2 separate regions of the Homo sapiens genome follow, and region 1 is linked to region 2. A link is a loop called in an ENCODE intact Hi-C map of the cell type or tissue named here. Cell type or tissue: heart right ventricle. All regions are shown on one strand. Each heading gives the region's core, and the rest is flanking DNA. Links, peaks and the distances in the headings are about the cores only. Region 1 has its middle 41 kb from the start of TPP2. Region 2 has its middle 97 kb from the start of MIR4705.

What was found. Hi-C counts contacts between places; a loop is a spot of excess contacts. Peaks named below come from ENCODE experiments on the same cell type or tissue, not always from the same donor. Only the 100,000 strongest peaks of a DNase experiment are listed, where the experiment ranks them.
Region 1: it touches region 2 in a loop (7-fold over the local background); 30 of 110 quality-filtered maps call a loop at or near these places.

What each region holds. Positions count from the first base shown.
Region 1 is chr13:102,549,548-102,562,070 of GRCh38, forward strand. No RefSeq gene overlaps it. Among named protein-coding and RNA genes, the nearest start is that of TPP2, 41 kb to the right of the region's middle. In heart right ventricle, for the core only: a CTCF peak has its summit at 6,588 (motif pointing left); no DNase peak of the experiment used is centred there.
Region 2 is chr13:102,136,472-102,148,994 of GRCh38, forward strand. It overlaps a transcript of FGF14 not described here. Among named protein-coding and RNA genes, the nearest start is that of MIR4705, 97 kb to the left of the region's middle. In heart right ventricle, for the core only: CTCF peaks have their summits at 5,358 (motif pointing right) and 5,558; no DNase peak of the experiment used is centred there; H3K27ac peaks cover 411 bases.

The sequences.
Region 1 (12,523 bases), core at 2,910-10,909, 410 kb after region 2:
CTCCACTTACACATTGTTTCTTTACATTTCTGTGCCCCCTGAGGTTAATAATAATGAGTCAATGTGAAACCTTCACAAACACTTTAAATTGCCCTGGAAATGGAAAATCTCAATTATTGTGATTAAAGAATCCCTCCATGGAAAAATAGAGAATAATTTGAGGCTGCTAACAAAGTTAAGTGAAACAAGATCCCAAAATATGGTTTTATTTTACATTCTTCAATTCCCTTCAATATTTCTTGACATTGTAACATTATTTTTCTGAGTGAAATATAGATAACTATATTTCCTTAGTCTCTTTTTACAATAAATAAAGCAAAAAGGACCATAACAGACCTAGAATATGGTCCAAAGAGAGCAACCCTTGGGATGGAGTCAAATAGAACCAGAAGAAATAGGAGGAAAAATCCACAAAGTAAAAAGCTAAAACTTGTCAATCATATGAGAGTTTTAGAAGAGAGTAAATGATATTTTATCAACATGAGAACAGAGACTTATTGTCATTGTAATGAAACCATAGTGATGTATATACATACACACATACATATATATATTCTCTATATATAGTATATACATACACATATGTGCATACACATATATAGAGTGTGTGTGTGTATCACTGCCATGCCACTTCCCAGTTGCACAAAGAAAATTTTACTTTTTTATTGAATAGTGGAGTTATTTTATGCAATGACCATCAGTGCTGTATAACTACAGTGATAAAATATTCCCTCAATAAGCTATTAGTTATTCTTAAATCATCCTCTCACATGAACTTTCTATAGTATATCTCAACCAAAAGAATTTGCTTGAATTTTAGAAAAGAACGTGTGTCTCTTTAAATTTAAAAACACTAGGAAATTAAAAATTTGATTTCAGAAGTTGTGCTTAACCATTTATAAGTGTTCAAGTAGAAATATTTCCTGAGAAAACCTTGAAGCAGTTTCCACAGAGGGATCCCATTAGAAAAATGATAAAACGGAAGAACTCTCCAAAGATCATGGTTGCTGAGCCAGCATTCATTCTCCCACTCTTCCTCCGGAATACATCCGCAAAGTGTGTACCTTTCTTCCCCAGCTACAGTGGTCACAGGGAAAGCTGACTCCGCCCTTGTCTTTAGTATAATCTCATTTTCCTTGCCAGCCATTGGCTCAGGATTCTGACCTCTGGGGGACATGAGGGACGGCCTGCAGCAACATCATGCCACCAGCCTGGGGATGAAGCCAGCATCGAAGAGGTCAGAGCAGATAGAAAGAAAGGGCTCAACAATATCTTTGTTAAGCCACTGAACCAAACCCTGAAAGCTACCTTGTCTCAGAAGTCCTGTGACGGTGAGATTACATATTTCTGTATTATCTGAATTGGGATTTCTGTTACTTGAAGCTGAAAGGATCCTTAAGACATAAAGAAATCATTAAGGTGTCATTTAAGCTGTGTTTAAACTACTGTGCTCCATTAAATGTTTCTGTTTTTTAGGTAAGGGACATTGCAAGTGAGAGTACTATCTTAAGCCATTAAAAATGACATGTTAGGGAGGCAACAACTTCCCCAAAATAAGTTGTAACTTCTCTATTGATCCAAAAATTAAAAATGTTTGGTTTTCATAGTTAATGAAAGAAGGAAAGAAGAAACTATAAAATAGTTTGAAAACATAGGTTATTTGGGTCCCTGAGAACATGAATCAAAATGGAATTTTAATAAATTGAACCCTATTTTCAATGCACAGCAGACTGGATGAAGGCAACTTAATATACTTAGCTACTCCTCCAGTGCTTGTATTTTGAGTTTTTTGAAGGCCTACTCCACACTAGATATTGGGTATAGCATTTTCACAAGTGTCAAAGTACAATCTGCACAAATCTCTGTAGGGTATAAATCAATATGCCATTTTATAGATGAAGAAGATGGCACAGCCGGGCATGGTGGCTCACGCCTGTAATCCCAGCACTTTGGGAGGCCGAGGCAGGCAGATCACGAGGTCAGGAGATCGAGACCATCCTGGCTAACACAGTGAAACCCCGTCTCTACTAATAATCCAAAAAAAATTAGCCGGGCTTGGTGGCGGGCGCCTGTAGTCCCAGCTACTCGGGAGGCTGAGACAGGAGAATAGCGTGAACCTGGGAGGCGGAGCTTGCAGTGAGCCGAGATGGTGCCACTACACTCCAGCCTGGGCGACAGAGCCAGACTCCGTCTCAAAAAAAAAAAAAAAAAAAGAAAATGGCACTTGACGGGTTTAATAGCCTGGCTAAGTCTACACAGATAGTGAGTGGTAGAGCCAGGAGCCTGTCTCCCAAGACCATGTTTTTGATCACTAGACTATACCTCTTAGGTAGATCATTGTATTAAAAAAAAAAAAAAAAAGCTGTCAATAGGTTGCTAGTTCTCTATTGCTACTATAATAGATCACCACTAACTTATTGGTTTAAAATAACACAGACCAGAAGGAAGAAGTCAGTTCCACTGGGCCAATGTCACAGCGTCACAGGGCTGATTCCTCCTAGAGGCTCTGAGAAGACAATTCATTTTCTTGTGTTTCCAGCCTCTAGAGGCTGCCTGCATTTCTGGGCTCATGGCCCCTTCTGCCATCAAAGCACCTTATTCCAATCTGCTTCCATGATTGCATCGCCTTCTTTCTGACTCTCATGTCTCCTTCCTTTGTTTCATAACAACCTTGTGATTACACTGGGCCCACCAAGAAAATCCAGGACAATCCTCCATCTCAAGATCCTTAACTCAAGTACATCTGCAAAGTCCCTTTTCCCTGTAACATTCACAGGTCCCAGGTGATTATGTGGACATCATTGCAGGCCATTATTCATCCCACCACAATAAGACAATCCAAGATAAAAGGTCACAAACATAGAGAATGAAAGAAGATAAACACAAAAGAAAACTGGGTAAGAAGCTTACTGCAAATAAATATACACATATTTGTGACTTCGTGGCAATCAAAGTCTGAATAAAATATATTTTATTAGTTACAACAGCATGCCAAGGAGCTCAACTATTAGAGAATCAGAATTAATTTGCTTTTTTTCCCCATTTGCTAATTCATCACTACCACTTACATTAAACACTAGGATGGAAACTATTTACACACATTGAATTCCCAATCCCCTGTTCCTCCCAACAAGCTCTGTCCTGAACTTCTGTCCTGACTGGTCCAGAAACCAGCTATCCTGGTGCTTCCCAGACCTCTGTAACTGAGATGGAAAGGGAGAGAAGCCGGTGGGAGTGGAAGAAGTCAAGCCTGTGCACATGCCCTCTTTCCTGGAAAGCTTCTGTTTCCCTCTAGGGTCTCGGTCTAGCAGATCATATAGGGCCCTGTTGTAATTTTAATCAGTTAGGTCTTTTCTCATAATGAGATGGGAGCCACCAGAGGGGTCTGAGGTGAGAAGTGATATGATCCAACTTATGTTCTAGCCTCAGATTGGAGAAGTAGTATGGAAGGAGCCTGCTGAGTGAGGAGAAACCTCTCCCATGAGGATTCTGCCCTGGTCTCTCATCTGGGCTTAAGCCCACTGCCCGTCTTCTCTCTGCTGGACCATTGCAACGACTAAGTCCAGGCCACAAGTTTCTTCCCACTCAGGTGAGTTTCTTCCAAAGACAGTGAGCCACTGTCTTTGTCTTGCACACAGACCGAACTCTATTCTGCCCCACTGTCATGCTAACAAACTCTTATTAGCTCCATGTTTCCTACATCATCAAATCCTGACCCTCTTCTTTGTCATAGAAGATTGTTCCGGGCTGGGCATGGTGGCTCACGCCTGTAATCCCAGCACTTTGGGAGGCCGAGGTGGACAGATTACTTGAGCTCAGGAGTTTGAGACCAGCAGGTAACATGGTGAAACCCTGTCTCTACTAAAATTACAAAAATTAGCCAGGCATGGTGGCACGTATCTATAGTCCCAGCTACTTGGGAGGCTGAGGCATGAGAATCGCCTGAGCACGGGAGGCAGTCAGCCAAGATTGTGCCACTGCACTCCAGCCTGGGCAACAGAGGGAGACCACGAGACCCTGTCTCTGTCTCAAAAAAAAAAAAAAAAAAAAGACTGTTAAGACTGCTGCCGATCATTGCCCACCTCTCTCTGTGAGCCTTTTTCAGTGTCTGAGTGCACCAGTCTTGATTCTTGTGGCTGAAGATACCATTCCTTCTGCCTAGAGGGCCTTTCTCCCCTTCTCCCTCATCACTTCCCCAGGCTCTTTTGATCCATTGTTTGTGTTCCCCTAGAACTGTGTTCATTCTTGTATCTCTATGCTGTATTTCACATAGTGTTTTGGGATCTGCCCAATTAGATGTACTCCTCCTCCTTTGACTACATATTGCTATATTTTAGGCCTTGGATCTCAATAAGATGGAAATGTCAGAACACCAAAAGAAAGAAACTAGTCATAGTTTCCTTAGACCCTTTTATTCCTTATTAAATATTGAGCTTTGCTCCAGGCCTTCTGTTTACAGGCGGAAAACATCAATTGTTTGAACATCCTGGAGGTACTGCCTGCTCACTTTTGTTGAAGGTAGGGAGAAACATCCTTCCTACTGAGCTTAGAGTTCAGCTTCTGCAGGGAATCTATTGCACATCCACTTGGTACCTAAATGGAAGGAAGTCAGGTTTCTTTTTATTCTGTTTAAAGACTATGAGCCTAGAAATTATAGCTTCTTGGTCAAAGCCAGTCACAAAGCCCCCCATTCATCCCTGGAAGGCAAAGCCTCAAAATTGTTATTGGCCTCTCACTAAATAGGTTGATAGTGTAAGTCTAGGCAGAAGGATACCTGTACAAAAATATGGAATTTGCATGTCATTCAACCTTCCTTAGTGCAAACACAGATTTCTTTACCAGAAGGGGTGCAATGACCTTTTGGCATACATCATTCATACATGTTTCTTTAGGTTTTCAGTTATCACATAGAAAGGTGATTGCATCTCATACGTTGTTGATGGGAATACAACATGACACAATCTCTATGGGGGAAATTTTGCAATGTTTCCAAAATTAAAAATGTACTTTCACTTTAACCAAGAAATCCCATAGCTAGTAATTTATTCTACAAATATCCTTGCACATGTGCAAAATAACATGTTACAAGATTACTCATTACTGCATAGCTTGTGATGATAAAAATTTGATAGCAACAAAAATGTTCCTCATTAGAGGATTGTTTAAACCAGGGATTTTCAACCAGGAGTGATTTATTTTTGGTTGTCACAACTGGAGAGAGGGAAACTTACGGCATCTAGTGGGTAAAGGCCAGGGATCCTGCTAAGCATCCTATATTGCACAGGACAACCTCCACGACAAAAATTATCTAGCCTTAATTCTCACTAGAACTGAGGGTGAGAAATCTTGGGTTAAACAATCATTCACACAATGGAATATTACGCAGCCATTAAAAACAGAATAGGAATACTTTCTGTGTACAGATATTAAAAGATCTTTGTAATACATTAAGTGAAAAAAAAAAGGTCAGGGATGGTTTACCTGTTAACTTTTGAGAAAGAAAGAAAGAGAGAAAGAAAGAAAAGAAAGAAAGAAAGAGAAAGAAGAAAGAAAGAGAGAGAGAGAGAAAGAAAAAGAAGGAAGGAAGGAAGGAAAAAGAAAGAAAGCAAGCAAGAAAGGAAAATGTGTGTGTGTGTGTGCGCACGCACACGTGAGCGTACACTCTGTCTGCAAAAAGAAACCCTAAAATGATACACGGGGAATTAGTGAAGATGATACCAAATGGGGATTGATTGGACTGGGAGTGCGGGCTGGATGGAGACATAAGTAGAAGCTATCATTCTAATTTGGAATCACGTGTCCTTATTACTGATTCAAATCAATGCATAAAGATTTAGGGCACAAAAATAAATAAGACATGTGAGGTCTTTGAGAATAAAGGGATTATATCTTATTTATCTTCGCGTCCCAATTATCTGGCATTATGCTTGCCCTGAAAGAGACACTTAAATATTCATTAAAAGAATTGAGGCAGGGCACAGTGGCTCACGCCTGTAATCCCAGCATTTTGGGAAGTTGAGGCGGGAAGACTGCTTGGGGCCAGGAGTACGAGACCAGCCTGGGCAACGTAACAAGACCCTGTTTCTAAAACTAACAAACAAACAAACAAACAAGAACTAAATTCAAGCCAGTAGCTTTCACATTACTAATTACCTATGCATTCATGAGCATTGGGCTAGTTAAAAAACAAATGAAAAAATAACTTATTCCCTTTGGCCTCATGGAGGTTACAGTCTGGTATAGAAATAAACACATAAGACAGTTAACAATCCAATTATTTGGGTGATTTCATGAAAAAACTGAATTTTACTCTATAGATTTTCAGAAAAATGAAAATGAGCTAAATTAAGCTGTGAGCCAATTTATCAACTGCTCCTTTCATTGAACATGCAAATTCGTTCTTTGTTAATTTACGAAGACATCTGACTTTGATTCACAGGTTTACTATTTCAGTTAGTGGATTGAAGCATAGAATTAAAACAGTGACATCACAACAAACTCCACTAGACAAGACAAAACAAATTAGCTGCCGCTGATTCACTTGAAGTTTAACATCATCTGTCCAGGAAAATGTCACTCAGAACTGAGAGATTGCTGCCCCCAAGAGGCTAATCAAAAAACTCCAAAATAAAAAGGATGAGGTTCAAGAGCTAGGAGACGGCAATTGAGAAGAGAAGACGTGGGCTGGAGCTTTTTTTAGAAGAAAGTGAGACTTGAGCCCCAAATTCTAGAAGAAAAAGAGGAGAAGATTGGAGCTCCTAAGAGTAGAGATGAATTTGTAGCAAGGGAAAGATAAGAGAGTGAGCATCCAATAAACATCAACGGCAGCTGCTTTAGGGAGACTTCTTAGAAGTTTTTACTTTTTTCCTATTTCTGCCCTGTATTTCCCCATAACTGCTTATGGTTAAAAATCACTAAACATGCTTAAAGAGTTCCATGCCTATATCAATTATTTGGGAAAAGCTGTAGATTTTAAAAGAGTAGATTTTATTCTACTCAGCAGTAGGCCAGAGGAAAGAACCCCCCGTCGGAATCAACTATTAATTGCAGTGGAAATGAAAGCCTGCAAACAAAATCACTGCTCCTCAAAACTCTCCGTGAAGTAGCAGGCAGAAGGAAGAGACTCTGGAGCCCAGGGTCTAATCCAGCCAAAGATGGTGAAGTGCCCCTCCAAAGCAGTTTGCTCCCCAAACCCTTGGGATCTCTTTCAAGACCTTAAGCCCCTACCTCATCAGAGATCCTACCAAGAAATCCTGCCAAGAAGAACTCACTTGGTTTCCAGAGATCGGGAGCTTAAGTTCCCAAACTCTGCTGCCCCAACTGGGGAGAATATTTTCAACATAAGTTAAGTTGGAATTCATATGTGGACATTTATCTATGGCTGCATATGTTGTTGTACAGGTAGGTTAAATAAACATATGGGAGGTTTGGTTTCTCTGTTCAGATTTCAAATTGCTGACTTGCAGAAATTTCTGAGGAAGCAGAATAGCCTGGTAGAAAGGCTTGCGACTTTGACGTCAAAGAGACAGTAAATTTCAATTATGATTCTGCCCTATATTTGCTGTCAGTTAACTTATCTGAATGTCAGCTTCCTTATTTATAAAATACAGATATATTTTATACAGATACAGTATAAAATGTAGATCTATATTTATAATATATAATATATATTTATATATCTATAGATACCATGTATATATGTAATATAAATATATTTATGTATTTATAGATATATATTTTATATTATATATGTATTATACATATATAATGTATGTAATATACATATATTATCTATAGATATATATTTTATATATGTAATATAAATATATATAATATATGTAATGTAAATATATTTTTATATATCTATAGAGATATATTTTATATATGTAATATAGATATATATGTATATATCATATATAATATAAATATATAGATACATATTTATATAATATATAATATTAATATAAATATAGGTATATATTATATATAATATATAATCTATAGTTATATTATAGAATATATATCTATAGTTATATATTTATAGAATATATAACTATAGATATATATTCTATAAATATATATCTATAGATTTATATTATATATAATATAAATCTATAGTTATATTATAGAATATATATCTATAGTTATATATTTATAGAATATATATCTATAGTTATATATTTAATATAATATATAACTATAGATATATATTTATATAATATATAATACAAATATATAGATATATATTTATATATAATACATAATATAAATATATAGATATATCTTTATATAATACATAATATAAATATATAGGTATATATTTATATATGTAAAGTCCAGATTATAGATATATCTATAATATACAGAAATATATATTTATATATCTGGAGCTATATCCTATATAGAGAGATATATTATATCATATATATTTTTATATAGATATATATATAAATAGGGATATATAAATAAATACAGATAGCTATATTGCTATAGCTAAAGGATTTACAAATGACATATATTAAGCATACATAAATACTATGTGCTTTATAAATGGTAGCTATTATTACCCAGTCATGACTAACCTGTACTATGTTATACAAAGCAGAAGCAAGTTTGATTGATGTGCCAAAATGCATAGTTCAGACACTGAAAAACGACAGGCCATTAGGAAGGAGGGGATTGATGTCGGCAGGAAATATGAGTAGACTTTACAAATAAGTGAGATGAAACCTGATCAAAAACCTGACAGTTCATTTGGAAAAAATGTCATTACCACCTTGAAATATTTGCAGAGATAGAAGATATAAAATTTACAATGTGCATTCAAGCTTGATTAAATATTAGACCATTATGAGAGATTTGTTATCCATATCAAGAAAATCACTTGAGTCATGAGATTATACCTCCTAAATATAGCTTTGATGGCGACAGATATATATAATTCTGAAAATAGGATCCTGTTTTTAAAGAGGCATACTATTACGGATAAGAGTTTATCCCAATAAAACACCATATGTTAGAGGCCTTCCTGAAGCTGCAGTAACAAATTATCAGAAACTTGGTGGCTTAAAATAACACAATTATTCTCTCATAGTTCTGGCGGCCAGGAGTCTAAAACCAAGGTGTCTGCAGGGCCACATTCATTCCAAAGGCTCTAGATAAAAACCTTTCCTTACCTCTTCCAGCTCCTAGTGGTTGCCGGCATTCCTTGGTGTCCTTGGCCTGTAGCTGCAGAACTCTAGTCTTAAAAATATTTACAAGAGTATAAAACAATGCTACTCTTCTCACACATTTTGTGTTTGAAAATATAGTTTTTTTAAATTAAAATTTCATTTCATGTTAAGCATATAAATAAAAATTTTAAATTTGTGTTTTAATTTTAATACAGTAAATGTCAACAGAAAAAAACACACAAACACAAATACTCTTTGAGATTCTCTATGCTTTTTAAGAGTTAAAATAATCCTGAGACCAGAAGGTCTGAGAACTAACAAGTTAAGAGAATTTGATTTATTGATTTTTCATGTCTGATTTATTAAAGACATAGAGGTTTCCTAAGAACCTCAGAAAATCTTCCTTGTTAGATTTGTCATTCTGTCTTTTGAAGAGTTTGAGAGAACTGTATTTTTTCCTGTTTAACTTAAAATATCCTAGGGAATGTCTGAAGTATATAAGTTGTGTTGATTATCTAAGGTAAATCAATTTGTATTTACAAATTAATTCAATATTCATTAAAGAATCAGTGATAACTTTGTTCGTATTTTTGTATAGCATTTACTAGTTTGATTTTATAAATTTAATAAGATTTTTTGCAAATGAGATTGCTTTCTTGATTTCTTGCTAGTTTATTGTTGGTGTATAGAAACACTACTAATTTTTGTATGTTGATTTTGTATCTTGCAGCTTTACTGAATTTATCAGTTCTAAGAGTTTAAATAATTTAAATAGTAAAGGCTATATTTTTTAAAAGTTTAAAATTAAACTTTTAACAAGTTACATGTTATTTACAACACAAGTAAGTATAACAATCCTTTCTATGCACAATAGAAATTTAGATATTAAAATATATTTCTAAAACCCATTAACAGGTGTTAGGAACATAGATAACTAAGAAAAGTGGGCACAGGACAGGCACATTTTGATAAAGGCCAAGAGATATGAGAAGTGTCTCCAGGAAGAACCCAATAAGTAGCATACTTGGGGGTGGGGTTGTCAAGGAGGGGTTGTCACAAGGCCCCTGGTAAGTGCAGGGAAATTCTAGAGAGGAAGAAAGCCCAATAGAGGCCGTAGACATTGAGGATAATCTTTATCAACCTCTTAGGTATTAATCCCTTGTCAGATAAATAGTTTGCAAATATTTTCTCCCATTCTGTAGGTTGCATCTTCACTCTGTTGACACAGGAAGGGGAACATCACACACCAGGGCCTGTTGGGGAGTGGGGTGCTGGGGGAGGGATAGCATTAGAAATACCTAATGTAAATGATGAGTCAATGGGTGCAGCAAACCAACATGGCACATGTATACCTATGTAACAAACCTGCATGCTGTGCACATGTACCCTAGAACTTAAAGTAAAAAAAAAAAAAAAAAATGGTCCCCTGGCTGGGGTAAGATGGTATATTATTGAGGTTTTAATTTTTCATATCCCTGATTATTAGAGATGTTGAGCATTTTCTCATATATTTGTTGGTTATTTGTATATCTGCTTTTGAGAAATGTCTGCTCATGTCACTTGCCCACTTTTTAGTGGAATTATTTATTTTTCTATTGTTGATTTATTTGAGTTCCTTGTAGATTCTGGATATTAGTCCTTTGTCAGATGCATAGTTTGCAAATGTTTTCTCCTATTTTGTAAGTTGTCTGTTTAATCTGTTAATAGTTTCTTTTGCTGTGCAGAAGTATTTTAGTCTAATTAGTTTCCATTTATGGATTTATTTATTTTGTCACATTTGCTTTTGACCTTAGTCATAAATCCTTTGCCTAGGCCAATATCCAGAAGAGTTTTTCCTAGGTTTTCTTCTAGAATTTTTATGGCTTCGGGTGTTAAAGTCTCTAATCTAGCTTGAGTTAATTTTTGTATATGATGAGAGATAAGGATCCAGTTTCATCATTCTACATGTGGCTATCCAATTTTCTCAGCACCGTTTATTGAATATGATGTCCTTTCCCCAGCATATGTTTTGGTCTGCTTTGTCAAAGATCAGTTGGTTGTATGCATTTGGCTTCATTTCTGGGTTCTCTATTCTTTTCCATTGGCCTATGTGTCTACTTTTATACCAGTAGCATACTGTTTTGATTATGATAGCCTTATAGTATAATTTGAAGTCAGATAATGTGATGCCTTCAGATTTGTTCTTTTTGCTTATATTTGCTTTGGCTAATCAGACTCTTTTTTGGTTCCATATGAATTTTAGAATTGTTTTTTCTAATTCTGTGAAAAATTATATTGGTAGTTTGATAGGAAGTACATTGATTATAGATTGCTGTGGATGATATGGTCATTTTCACAATATTGATTCTTCCAATATATTATAAGCTTGGTCTGTGTTTCCATTTGTTTGTGTCATCTATGATTTCTTTGATCAGTATTTTGGAGTTCTCCTTGTAGAGATCTTTCACCTCCTTGGGTAAGTGTATTCCTAGGTATTTTATTCTTGTTGTGACTATTGTAAATGGGATTGAGTTCTTGATTTGATTCTCAGTTTGGTTGTTATTGGTGTATAGCAGTATTACTGATTTGTGTACATTGATTTTGTAACCTGAGACTTTACTGAATTCATTTATCAAATCTAGAAGTCTTTTGGAGGAGACTTCAGGGTTTTCTAGATATAAGATCATGTCATCAGCAAACAGAGATAGTTTGAATTCCTCTTTTCCAATTTGAGTGCCTTTTATTTATTTCTCTTTCCTGATTGCTCTAGCTAGACCTTCAGATTCTTTCCATGGTAACCACTGTAGTGTCTCCTTTTTTTGTTTCAGATTGTATTTATTTGGGTCTTCTCTCTCTTTTTCTTGGTTAGTCTAGCTAATGGTTTCTTGATTTTGTTTATCTTTTCAAAAGGCAAGCTTCTCATTTTGTTAATCATTTGTAATTTTTTTTAGTTTCAATTTTATTTCTTTTTGCTCTGATACTTATTATTTCTTTCCTTCTACTAATTTTGGGTATGAATTGTTCTTGCTGTTTTAGTTATTTGAGATGCATTAGTAGGTTCTTTGAAATCTTTCTGTTTGTATGATATAGGCATTTATTGCTATAAACTTTCCCCTTAATACTGCTTTTGCTATATCCCATAAGTTTTGCTGTGTTGTATTTCTACTATCATTTATTTAAATAATTTTTTAAATTTTCTTCTTAATTTCTTAATTGACCCATTGGTCACTCGGGAGCATGTTGTTTAATTTCCATGTATTTGTAAAGTTTCAAAAGTTCTTGTTATTGATTTCTAGTTTTATCCCATTGTGTTCAGAAAAAAATACTTCATATGATTTAACTCCTTGTAAATTTGTTGAGACTTGTTTTGT
Region 2 (12,523 bases), core at 2,171-10,170:
CAGAAAATAATCAGCTCCAACACACCCACAGCATTGCTTAGAAAATGGGCTCCCTGATTCAAATGGCTTTAATTGCAAAAGGCACTATAGCAACCACAATGATCCTCTTGGAAGAGTTAGTTCTTCTAGGATCAACATAGGCAGCAAGCCTAGCTGTAAAGCAGCCCACAGATTAAATAAATTCTATGGGAAAAAAAAAAAAAAAACCTGAGACTGATAAAGTTAGTCCATAGGTTTGAACCATGAAATAATCCAAAGTAAGTATGACTGATCTGAATATGGAAATGTACTGTGTTCAGTTAGCAAAATAAAAGTGGCATATTCTTCTCCATGTTTATCTTAACTAGCTCATATGTATTTGATGTATGCCAGATAAAAAGAAAACAATGATCCAGAGCTATGCCCTGCCTCTCTCCCATACTTGGCTAATGGACCAGTCATGGAGTTTTTATCAAGACGGGGAGAAAACCTGGGACATTAGATTACTTAGTCGAACAATATTTACGAACTTTGTGACAGTGATAAGAGCCTGAAACTAGGCCATACTGCTCTTTATATTTTAGAAACAGCAATGAGGTCACTTTTAAACTATGCTAAAGTTTGGCTACTAATGTGGTGTGGTTGCTTCATTATGCTCTTAAACAGCCACACCAGCCATTCCTTCAGCACTGTCTATTGGGCACTCTATAAAAATCCCAACTTTTGTTTTTCCAGTGATCACAATATATTCATGCTGAAGCAACCTCATTTCAGACATCTATCCCTCTTGGCAACCAAAACAAGATAACTGACAAGGATTAAAAGCCAAAATTTATGACTAAATAGTGTTTATTGACTTTGCACAACTAACTGCAAACTTATCTCATAGAGATATACTCCGGACAAGCAAATAAAATTACTTGAGCAAAAGTATCTCGAAACTACACATAGTTGTCCAGGCTGTAGATTATTCCATAATAAAATATATGCAACCAAGTTGTTTGGTCATATGCCTGATGTGTCCCAAATAAGTCTGGACTCTGGTAATTTTTAAACTTAGATGAGGAATCCCTACAAAGAAATGGACTTAAGCTTGGTGCAACCCAAGGAACTTGTTCTGGACTGTCAACACCTTGAATTTGTAGGTGAAACATACATCCTAGTTCTTGTTTACTTTCCAGGCATAATAATTAATAACTCCTCATTTTACTCTCAAAATGTCTTTGTTTGAATGAATTGTAGTCATGACACATCAGTACCCTTCAAGTCTGATAACACAAACCTTGTGAAATTTATAGATCTTGTACTATTGTGTTATTGTCTTTTAGGGCCATAAGTTAGATCACATCCTTCAAGTGGGTAAGGCTTTGTCTGAAAAGAATGATGGTCTCATTGCCAATCAATGAAAAGGATGAGCCTTGAGATAAAACATGGTGACACAGGAGGTGGGCCTCAGTCCAGGGTGATGGAGGAGAAAAGCGCTCAGCCTAGGACTGGGATTTCAGGTGGCCTCAGACACTGAAGTTCTGAGAAGTCCTTGTGAGGGAAAGTGGACCGTCCCAGCTGAAATCCCAGTCCTAGGCTGAGTACTTTTCTCCTCCATCGCCCTGGCCTGAGGCCCACCTCCTGTGTCACCATGTTTTATCTCGGGACTCATCCTTTTCATTGATTGGCAATGAGACCATCATTCTTTTCAGACAAAGCCTTACCCACTTGAAGGATGTGATCTAACTTATGGCCCTAAGACAATAACACAATAGTACAATTTCTATGACAGTCCAGAACAAGTTGCCTGGGAAACATGGAAAACAGTGCAGAGCTGGATCCTGCCATCCAAGGCCAGAGTGGCAACACAGGAGTGGCCCACAGGGAGAGGCAGTGTGGTGAGGTGTCAGTCCATCCAATGCCTCAGCCACCGAGGAGGCCCTCAGTGTCCTGAACAGGCTCATCCTTTTCATTGATTGGCAATGAGACCATCATTCTTTTCAGACAAAGCCTTACCCACTTGAAGGATGTGATCTAACTTATGGCCCTAAGACAATAACACAATAGTACAATTTCTATGACAGTCCAGAACAAGTTGCCTGGGAAACATGGAAAACAGTGCAGAGCTGGATCCTGCCATCCAAGGCCAGAGTGGCAACACAGGAGTGGCCCACAGGGAGAGGCAGTGTGGTGAGGTGTCAGTCCATCCAATGCCTCAGCCACCGAGGAGGCCCTCAGTGTCCTGAACAGGACAGAGGAGAGGACACCAGGTACTTCCTCCTGAACAGAAGGAGCTGGGCAAATTAAAGGGTGCTCATTTCTAGCAATAAATGTGCCATTAAGTGAAGCAAAGTTATTGTGCAACATGGGAGTTGTTCACAAATTGTTAGCAGCTTACATAACTGATCACAACTGGTATTGTTTTCATACAGTAAAACCGTGTTTTAGTGTTTCAGTTCTTACTTTATAATTGCTTTGGGATCTATGATCAAATGTAAAAGCTATGAGTTTTCTGAGTACTGTGTACTTTTTATTTATCACTATGCACATTTTAAAGCAAAAGTGGTTTGTATTGCCTAATATGTAAAATTCCCTTTGATGGTCTTGCTACAAGTTCCATGTAAACAATGTATTCCAACATCCCTGTGGTCTTTTTTGAAGGCAGAGATGGTTGCCCTTGTCAAGATAGTATAATCCCTGTGATCAACAGATCTGAGTGTGAATCTTGGGTCTTCCACATTGGAGCTCGGAAGAGTTTGAAAGCTCATAACTCATCTGAGTCTCAGTTTTCTCATCTATGAAATAGAAAATACCACTAGCCAGGCGTGGTAGCACGTGCCTGTAATCCCAGTTAATCGGGAGGCTGAGGCACAAAAATCACTCGAACCCAGGAGGCAGAGGTTACAGTGAGGCAAAATCATGCTACTGCACTCCAGCCTGGGTGGTAGAGTGAGACCCTATCTCAAGAAAGAAAAAAAAAATAGAGAAATGGAAAATAACATATATCTTGCAGGATTAGTATAATGATTAATGATAAAATATGTAAAATGCTTAGCAAAAGAGATTAGCTAATGATAATATTATTATTAATCCAAAGAATGTGTCCCCATTCATCGCCTCATATGTCCTATGAGCAATGCTCCACGGATGACTGCTGTGGAGGGGGGGATGGCATGGAAGAGATAATGCTAGTTAAGGATGGAAGGAGAGGGACTTAGAATAGGCTCTTAATTCCTAGAATCAGAGGGCACTGGGCAGAGGAGTGAGAAAATCAAAGAGTAGTCAGTTATGTGAAGAAACGAGGAAAGACCAAGATGTTTCTATCCCAAGAAGCTTTCAGCAGCTTTCAGCAGCTTGATGCTGCAGGCTGGAGAGCTATGGGAACAAATTCACCCACTCAACCCCTCCCCTGCCAGCCTGCTACAAACCAAGCCAGGGCAGGAACGGCATGCCTTCCAGGGGTGCCTGATATACCAGATATTTTCATTGTCATGTAATTGTTTTGCATGAAACACAGTGGATTGAAAATATCACATAAATGTCATTACGTACAAGCCTTCGTGTAACATCAAGTTTATGGTGGCAGCTTTAGGTCAAACTCTTCAAGACCCCCCCCCCCCCTTACAGCAGTAAGTCATCCGTGTTTGGTGCTTTGGTGGAAAATGGTGACAGAGTAGTAAGATTTGGAGAATCTTATTAGTTGTGTGGCCTTGGGCAAGCCCTCCATCTGTGCTCATTTATAATGGGGATAATAATGGGGTCTTTGAAAAGTTGTTCAAAAAAGTTGTAAAAGTTAAAACTTGTACTAGACATAAATAAAATGACTACCCAATACAGTATCTGGTATATAGCAGATACTCAATAATGTTAACTAATTTTGCTATTATATTTAACCAAAACAGACTCAGTGCTTTCTGTGTACTAGGCACAATGTTTGATGTTGGATCATTTCAGATGCAAAAGAAATGTGTGCCTAAGCCACCCAGGGATTTTCATATTTTTCTCCCCAACTTTTACTTCAAAAAGAAACAAAGTGTATCATTCCATTATTTTAGAGATAAAAGGCTGAAAACTACCTGTAAAAGGTAACAGACTGCTATGAAGGAAGTCCAGTGTGCATGTGATTTATCATTACCTATGCTGATAAGGGGAGTGAGAAAATAGGAAAATCCAAGGTATTTAAAGAAAGACAGCTGATACCTCTAAATAGGGATAAAGTAGCAGAACCTGAACTTAATAAAACCTCAAGATGAATATGAAAGAGGTCACAATTTTTTGAGGAGACTCCCTGACCCTTTAGCAGAAACTCTGCCCCCAGTACTCAATCTATAAACTGGGTTATGAGAAAATTCAAGAATAGAAACTGACAACATGCCTTGTTGTATTGTCGTATTACTTCGGCAAAAAGTGATAGAAACTAAACTCAAACCCAAATTAACCTAAGCATACTAAGAATGTATTGTGTTACCAAATCCAAGGATGAATTAAATGACCAAAAAAAGAAAAGTGGGGTTATAGGAAGAGCAGACAGCTGCATCCTCACAACAGAAACCAGAGGCATTAATGCCACCAAAATTTTCTTTCCCATTCTTAACTCACCACCAACATTTGACAGTAAACATGGCTACCAATAGTTTTTCAGAAAATATATTGTAGGGCTTCCTCTACTAGAAATAGACCTACTCTCTTTATCAGCACTAGTTTCAGAAATCCCAGGGGAGGATTCTAGTTGGCTTGGTTTGGACAGGGAGTCTATTCCTGGCCCAATCAACTTTGGTCACCCAGGAAAATGGACGTGTTGAATGAAGGCAGTGACTGTTTCAGAGACACGAAACAGAACTGGTTGTACACCCAGTAGATGTTCAGTGGAGCCATGAGTTCAAGAGCCATTTCTATCTGGGCCTTTTCTATGAGGGTCAGTTACTGCTACGTTAAACAAGACAGTTTTCTCTTTCATGTAGCTTTCTAGTGATACTTATCAGTACAAAAACAAGAAACAGTTTATGAACGAATGCAGCAATTTAGAAGAGTTTTTAAAACAGATTTCAAGACGAGAAAATGCATTTGTGGAAAATGTACTTACTTTTTCTCAAAGAATAACAGCATTTTGCTGGACAAAAGGAACCTGAAAATCATGAGGAGTTATACTATTGTAATTTCAGAAGTTTCTCTAGCTAGATAACTGCTAGGGTTATTTCTCCAATACATAATTGTGATGCATTTGGAAAACATATTAAGCTCAATTACATAGGATTTTTCTTTAAGTATAGGTATGAGTTAACACTATTTAGTTATTTGGATGCTGAATCATAATGTACCGAAAGAAAAAAAGAGGCAGCTTTCTCTGACTTACTGCATAAATTTATGCATCTACCACTAGAGGGCACAAATAAGGCTGTTTTCTGGGAAAAGGTTTTGAAAATGACAAAATTCCATATTTTGGAACGGTGACTGAGTTAAGATATGTAGATATGCATGTTTTCTTTAAATCTGAGAAGAAAAATCAAAACATACTCATACTTCACCGTGTACCATTTTGTTCTCTTCCCTCTTTCTCTCAAAAATAAAGTACACATGCATGAGGGAAATAAGAAATATCAATGGTTCATAAGATTTTAGACACAAATAATAAAAATTAAATGGCTACCAAGAAATAGACTAGCACATAAAAATACTGCTACAGCAACATGGCAAAATGCCACAAATTAGCAAAAGTATTCATATTTGTCTACACCACACTTACAATCTTTGGAGTGATTTTCTCCTAAATCATCAAGCACAATACAGTTCACAAAACTGATCCCAAATCTTGCAAATATTAGATATATATTGCATCTTTTCTTAACAAATGTAGCACTGTGGTAAAAATAGGATATGATTTGGTTGCATTTTCACACAATACTGTGCTTGAGTCATGCTCGCAGAATACCTCCATCTGCAACAGCTGTTTTACTCCTTAAAAAAAAAAATGGAAAAGGAAAAAACCCAACTTCTCCAGAATAAGCAAACAGTCCCTAATCTTGTCACCCTGGATGTCTGACAAGTACTAATAACTATGACTAGGTTTTGATAACTTCCTTGATTTGTTTTCAGGGTTATTATTATTTTGCTGGAAAAGGGCCTTGTGAGAGCCAATGATTGTATTGGAAATAAAGCCAAAACAAAGTTCAAAGCTTGCTGAGATGCCTCTAAGGTAGAAAGGGTAGCAAGGTGAATGGCATGATGAGGAAAGTGAAAATGCTGTCGCAAATTGGATAAAAGTGATGAGTTGGTAGCTTCCATACCTTTCACACCTTGATGTTTCCCATCACTAATTCACAGTAGCATCAAGAATGTATCAAAATGTAGCTTGTCTTCACTTTATTAAAATTTCTCTAAAACACAAATTTTGAATGTTATAAACAAGGAGTTAATAGATGTTCATTCAATCACTCAGCTTAGTCCCTTCCAATGTTTCCTTTAAAAACAACATACGCTTTTATTCTCTTTTTAAAAAATGCTCTACTAAAATCTACACACCTTCTGCACCTTCTATAAACATTTTGCTCTAGTCCAATCCTGTTTCCTTTCCTGCTTCAGGTTTTGTCATTTTCCTCCTGATGCCAACTTGAGATTCCACCATGGTTTATCCCCATACATGGCTGAATCCACAGAAAATGGCAATTATGACACAGATACCCACTTATCCTCCCAGTGATGGTCATGCATGTAGCAATAAGAATCCTTTTTAAGAAACAGCACGTCTCAATCTGAGCCAGAGGGTAGAGTTTCCTCTACAAAATACTTTCAAATGCTTTGTCCTCTAGAATTTCTTGATTATTAATGGTTTTCACAAGTATGGGGGGTTAGGTGGGCCACAAACTGCTTCCAGGTGGCAAAATAACTATTAACCCTTCTACTCAGATTTAAAAAAAAATGTGTGTGTGTTTATGCATGCTATGTGCTTATGTAATATATTAAATGCAAATATGTATTAGTACATATAAAACTTCCTAATTAACACCAACAAAGCCTTCAAGAGTAAAACTGAGGGGTATGGTGAACATTTTGAAACTAATTATGACCCTCTACTAAAATATTGCCAATTCATTCTCCCTGAGGGGAAAAAAATACACACTTGTTTTTCGTCTTGTGCATTAATAGTCTAAGAAATTGACCTATTGAGTAGAAATCAAAGGAAGTTTATATCTGCCCAGTAATTTCTGGATTTGAGAATCAGTTATTCAAGCTTTAACCCATGTTTCTACTGACTTGATAGAGTCAAATTGACTTCAAAATTAATTTAACCCCGAAGACACTATGTTTCAGACCTCTATCTAAAATACATATATAAAGAAATACACAAATTAAAACCGTTGCTTCCTTTTGGTGGAGTGGATCTTCCAGAGCCTGGGGGATGTTTGTACCTCCTCTCTCTTGGCTGTCACACCTTGAGCATTTGAGTTTACAGATTCCATAGAATCACTTAGGTCCTCTAAGTTACCAATATTATTATACAGTTTCCTACAAAGTAGAAGTGGTCCAGATTATCATGAGAAATGCCCTCAAATTTTAAAGCCAAAATATGACACAGCACGCATATTATTTTACTTATTTTAGAGACAGGGTTTCTCTCTGTTGCCCCGGCTGGAATGCAGTGGTGCAATTATAGCTCACTATAGCCTTAACCTCCTGGGCTCCAGTGGTCCTCCCACCTCAGCCTACTGAGTAGCTGGAAATACAAGTGCACACCACTGTACCTGGCTAATATATATCTATGGCATGAGCTACTGTATCTGGCCCGCCATGCATAGTAAGATTAAAAAATTTTTAAAAATCCACACCAAGCATATGTTACAACCTAATCTCTGAACAGTTCTACTGCTTCCATCTTCTCCATGATTTTCCTTCAAAAACTTTTGATTAGATCAGGATTTTTACACTGAACTGCTTATCCAAAAGAAATAAATGGAAGTACATAAAAATGATTACAGTAAAATCAATGATTTACTTTATAAATAGCTATCATATATACATTTACATCAAATTTATATTAAATGTATTATAGTATATGATAGCTATTTATAAAGTAAATTATTGATTTAATATAAGTGTGTTATATATGATAGTTATATATAAATAAAAGAGAATAGAGTCCATATTTACACAAAACTTTGAAATAATTATAGTCCTTCTGTCATTCTCCTAGCTTATTTATGTAGTACATCTGAGTTGTAGAGAATTGGAAAAATCATGAATCATTCAAATAATTGTGAATGGTAATTGAACAGTTTTCCTTGCAATATTCTTGAATTGCATTGATCCCAGAGTCCAAGAGAAGACTGACAGGAGCTTGATGCCATGCAACACAAAGCTTAAGTCATCAAAAGTACATGTATTTCAAATAATTTTCATCTAAAAGAACATCACATAAACACAAATGCAACAGATTCTAAAACTATGATCTAAATCAGAAAAGGTAAATCATTTTAAAAATGAATACGTTTCTATTTATCTGCCCACTTATATATTTATTTTTAAGCAAAATGAATATATAAAGACTACCAGGTAATTCTTCCGTAATATTTGAAAAATAAATCCCTAAATAAACATCCCTGGATTTTGTTATGCTATCTGACTAATGTGATGGGTGATTTGGGTTGCCAACAGTTATTATTTTCTTTCTTCAATTTTAACAGAACCTCGATGTTGTTCAAAGTATTGTGGGTAGGCATATGAATCCTCCATTTGGAGGAGGTTGAGCCCTCCTTAGCACTTCTATGTGATTTCTAATTAAGTTATGACAATCATGGCAATTGGGTTTTTTTGGCAATGATTGATTTAGAAATCGGCATGAGACTCAATTCTAGCCAATGAACTATATAAGTTCTACTAGAAAAGGAGGGTGTTTTGGGCATTGTTGGGTGACGTCTGGATCTGCTAAAGCTGTCTTGCACCCATAGGGCTGAAGCCAACATACCCATGGTGGCAGAGTGGTAAGATGGAAAAAACAGAACCTAGATGAATGTCATTATGCTGCTGAATTAACCAACACTAGAATTTCCCTTCCTCCAGGCTTTTAATTTATATTTAAGAACATTTTAGCTGGGTTTTCTGGTTTCTCGTACTGACTTATGTTAAATCATATAATCCATGCCTATTTTAAATATGCACTTTCCTTCAGTGTACCAGTTACACCTGTTAATGATAGTCTTTATATTGCAAAATCACTGTAGTTGTTATGCTGCATAGCAATAGCAAAAGTGATATATATGCCTTTTCCCCAACAGCTATGTTAGGCCCCCAAACCACCTTAGGAAATATCAGTAGATTAATAAAATTAACCAGTGCATTGGTTATCTTTATGCATTTAGCACAGAAATCCTCCTACAGGGAGAGAGAGTATTTAGAGAAGTATATAAACATTATTTTATTTGAGTGCAAGAGATATGAAATCCATTTACTATGAAAGAAACAAACCAGACTACATCCTTGCAAAATCATTCCTATTTATTTTTCAATAGCATTCTACTTAAGCTCCAAAGATTGTGCATTAGGAGAAAACAGTGAGTATATCAGAGAAGAGCAGATCCAACCTATTAGCACTCTGATAAGCAAAGCAAATTACTGAGGACAATTACCCAGGAACTTTTATATTCTGCAAGCCTTGTTCTTGTGATTCATAAAACTCTTCCTGGTTGCTTGTACAAAGTCACTTCACAATGACTATCAGTGTCAGTTGGGGAAAAAAAGTTTTGTTCTATTTTACCCTTCTCAGTGTAACATGTAATTTACACGCAGTACATGTTACCTTAGATTGATGCTAGTGGCTCTTGGTAGGACCTTGAAGAAGTCACTAGCTGATGAAGGTCAGTGTTGATTTTGGTGGCTGACAAATTATTTTGTGGGATGAGCAACAAAGTCACATTCATTTTAAGGTAAGCATTAGTATAGCATGACAATGTCATTAGCTCATGGGTTTACAGAAATAAAAGTGGCCCCTTTTTATGTTTGACATGTGCAAGAGAACTTAAATACAGCAATATGTCATTACTTTCCTAATTCGTTCAACCAATACTTTTGAAGCTGCCTTTATAACAATATTACAGAGTAATAAATACCGTAGCTAGAAGACACTCTTTTCCATGGTCTTTGTAAGTGGGAAAATGGAAGCCCAATGAGATAAAGAAATTTACACTAGTACAGGTATTTAGTGTCAGCAACAGAACTCAATTCTGAATCTCTTAACATCTAGGCCACCACTCTTTCAACTACATCATGATACTTAGATAATATAAAAATCCTCCAAAAAACTGCCTGTGTTTAATTAAACCAAGAAAAAGCATGAGTTTCAAACGATAAAAATATACATTTTTTCCAACCAGCCCTGGTAATCAGACACATTCATGAAGACCACTAATGAGAACGAATTGTATGAAACACAGGGAAGACATCACATAAAATAACAGGGCCCATGAGGGAAAAGAATAAAGTCTGAAGTGCTGATAGAAACTTAGTGATCAATCCTTGGTTCCATTTTAGCTTCTGCCAGTGGCTGGCAGCCTATATTATGACATCAAAAGAGTTATCAGTGATGCTCATTGATGGAAGCTCTTTTAATAAATAAATAGCATCCACTAGTAGCCCCACAGAATATATTATGGTACAATTTAGTGGTTATAAAGTATTTTGTTGAATTATTTTAGGCCACCCTTGGAAAAATATTTATTGAAAATATTTATAGAAAGAACCTTACTTGTGTCTAGTCAAGACCCTTTGCTAGCAGATGGGGAAAGTGAGAATCAGACTGAAGTGACTGACCCAGGGAGCCTGGAAGCAATTGATAGGATTCAAATTCTGGTTTTCTGAACTCTTTGTCCAAATTGATTCTGTCCTGAATTTGACCAGGTAAGATTCATGGGCTTGTTACGAAGGCAGTCCAGGCCTTCTGAATATGCAGGTGTATGTGTTCATAGTGCAGGCCATTTATTCAGCATTTCCATATGCCTGACACTGGTGGAGAATGCAATGCACAGATGAATAAAGCATGCCTACTTTCCAAGAGCTTATGTGACACAAGGAAGGCAGACAAACATATTTCATTGTCATGTGTTAAATATTGTGACAGTGCAGAGATACAAAAGATTACTAAAAGGACAACTTTTAAAAGCCATCTCTCTTGTACATGTCAAAAATGTCATCAAAATGCCACTTTCTGGTACTACCTATTTAGACCTTTGAAATGCAAATATTTCAGCACAGAAGCCCAGAGTCCTTGGGGAGGAGGTGGATGGTCTGCCTGCTTCACTAAAAGGGGAGTGGTAGAAAAGGGGCTGAAAGGACTAAAAAAGCTGAACTTGAGTTAATTTACCTTCCTGTCAGTGATCTCAAGTTTGTCTCATAGGAAGGTTTTGCATGCCAAAAATGGTTCTTTTGTTTAATCTCAATAGGGAAAAACTGTGCAGGTTTTAGTTTATTCTGTATGCCAGGCCATGCATTTAGAGAACTTCTTATGCACACACACATAAGTAATAATTACTCTTCAAAATTTGGCAAATGTCCAAAATGTAGCAATTTCCCATACCTGGAAGGTATGTAATTTTTTAGCAAAATCTTTTTTTAATAAATCTGAATTAAAATGTTTTGCCAAGCATAGAGCCTCCAAGGCTATAAGAGATAATGTGTCAACGGTCCCTGCATCGAAAATGAAAGTTTCATCCTACATGAGAAGCTCATTTATCTTCTGTGCAGTTACTCTCTAAAATCTTATCTTATATTTAAATTCAATGTAACTTGGGGGGAAAAAAAGTCATTTTGAAACTCCAAACTAAGAAACTGATTGAGCACTCAGAATTATTTTTTGCAGAAATAATTATAAAATCACTTTAATTGTTGTATTGATTATATACAAGAATTTTTGAGCCTGATTTTTTAAAATGATACTTTCTTACTATATATTTTAATTGTCTTATAATTTGGTTCAATATTGCCCTTTTAAAAAATGAAAAAATCATCACATCATATAGAGTGAGGGATCAAGTTTGTGTTAGGAATAGAGTTTTAAGCCAAAGTTTCCTGAGGTTCAATTTACTCTGTATAAAATACATTCGATGGCCAGGCGCAGTGGCTCACACCTGTAATGCCAGCACTTTGGGAGGTCTAGCCAGGCAGATTGCCTGAGCTCAGTAGCTCGCGACCAGCCTGGGCAACAGGGTGAAACCCCGTCTCTACCAAAATACAAAAAATTAGCCATGCATGGCGGCATGCAACTGTAGTCCCAGCTACTCAGGAGCTTGAACCCAGGAGGTGGACGTTGCAGTGAGCCGAGATCGCACCACTGCACTCCAGCCTGGGCAACAGGGCGAGACTCAGTCTCAAAAAAATAATTAATTAATTTAATTTAATACATTCCATTATTTGAAAAAAATCCACACTCATTGGTTATCTGGACTGGATTCTAAATTGGGAGATAGATGGTGAGCCTCTTTGTGATCACTGACCAGCGCGTACCTGGAATATACAATGTGTGCTGCAGTGCCGCACATGTATACACACAAACACACTTTTATACATATTAGGA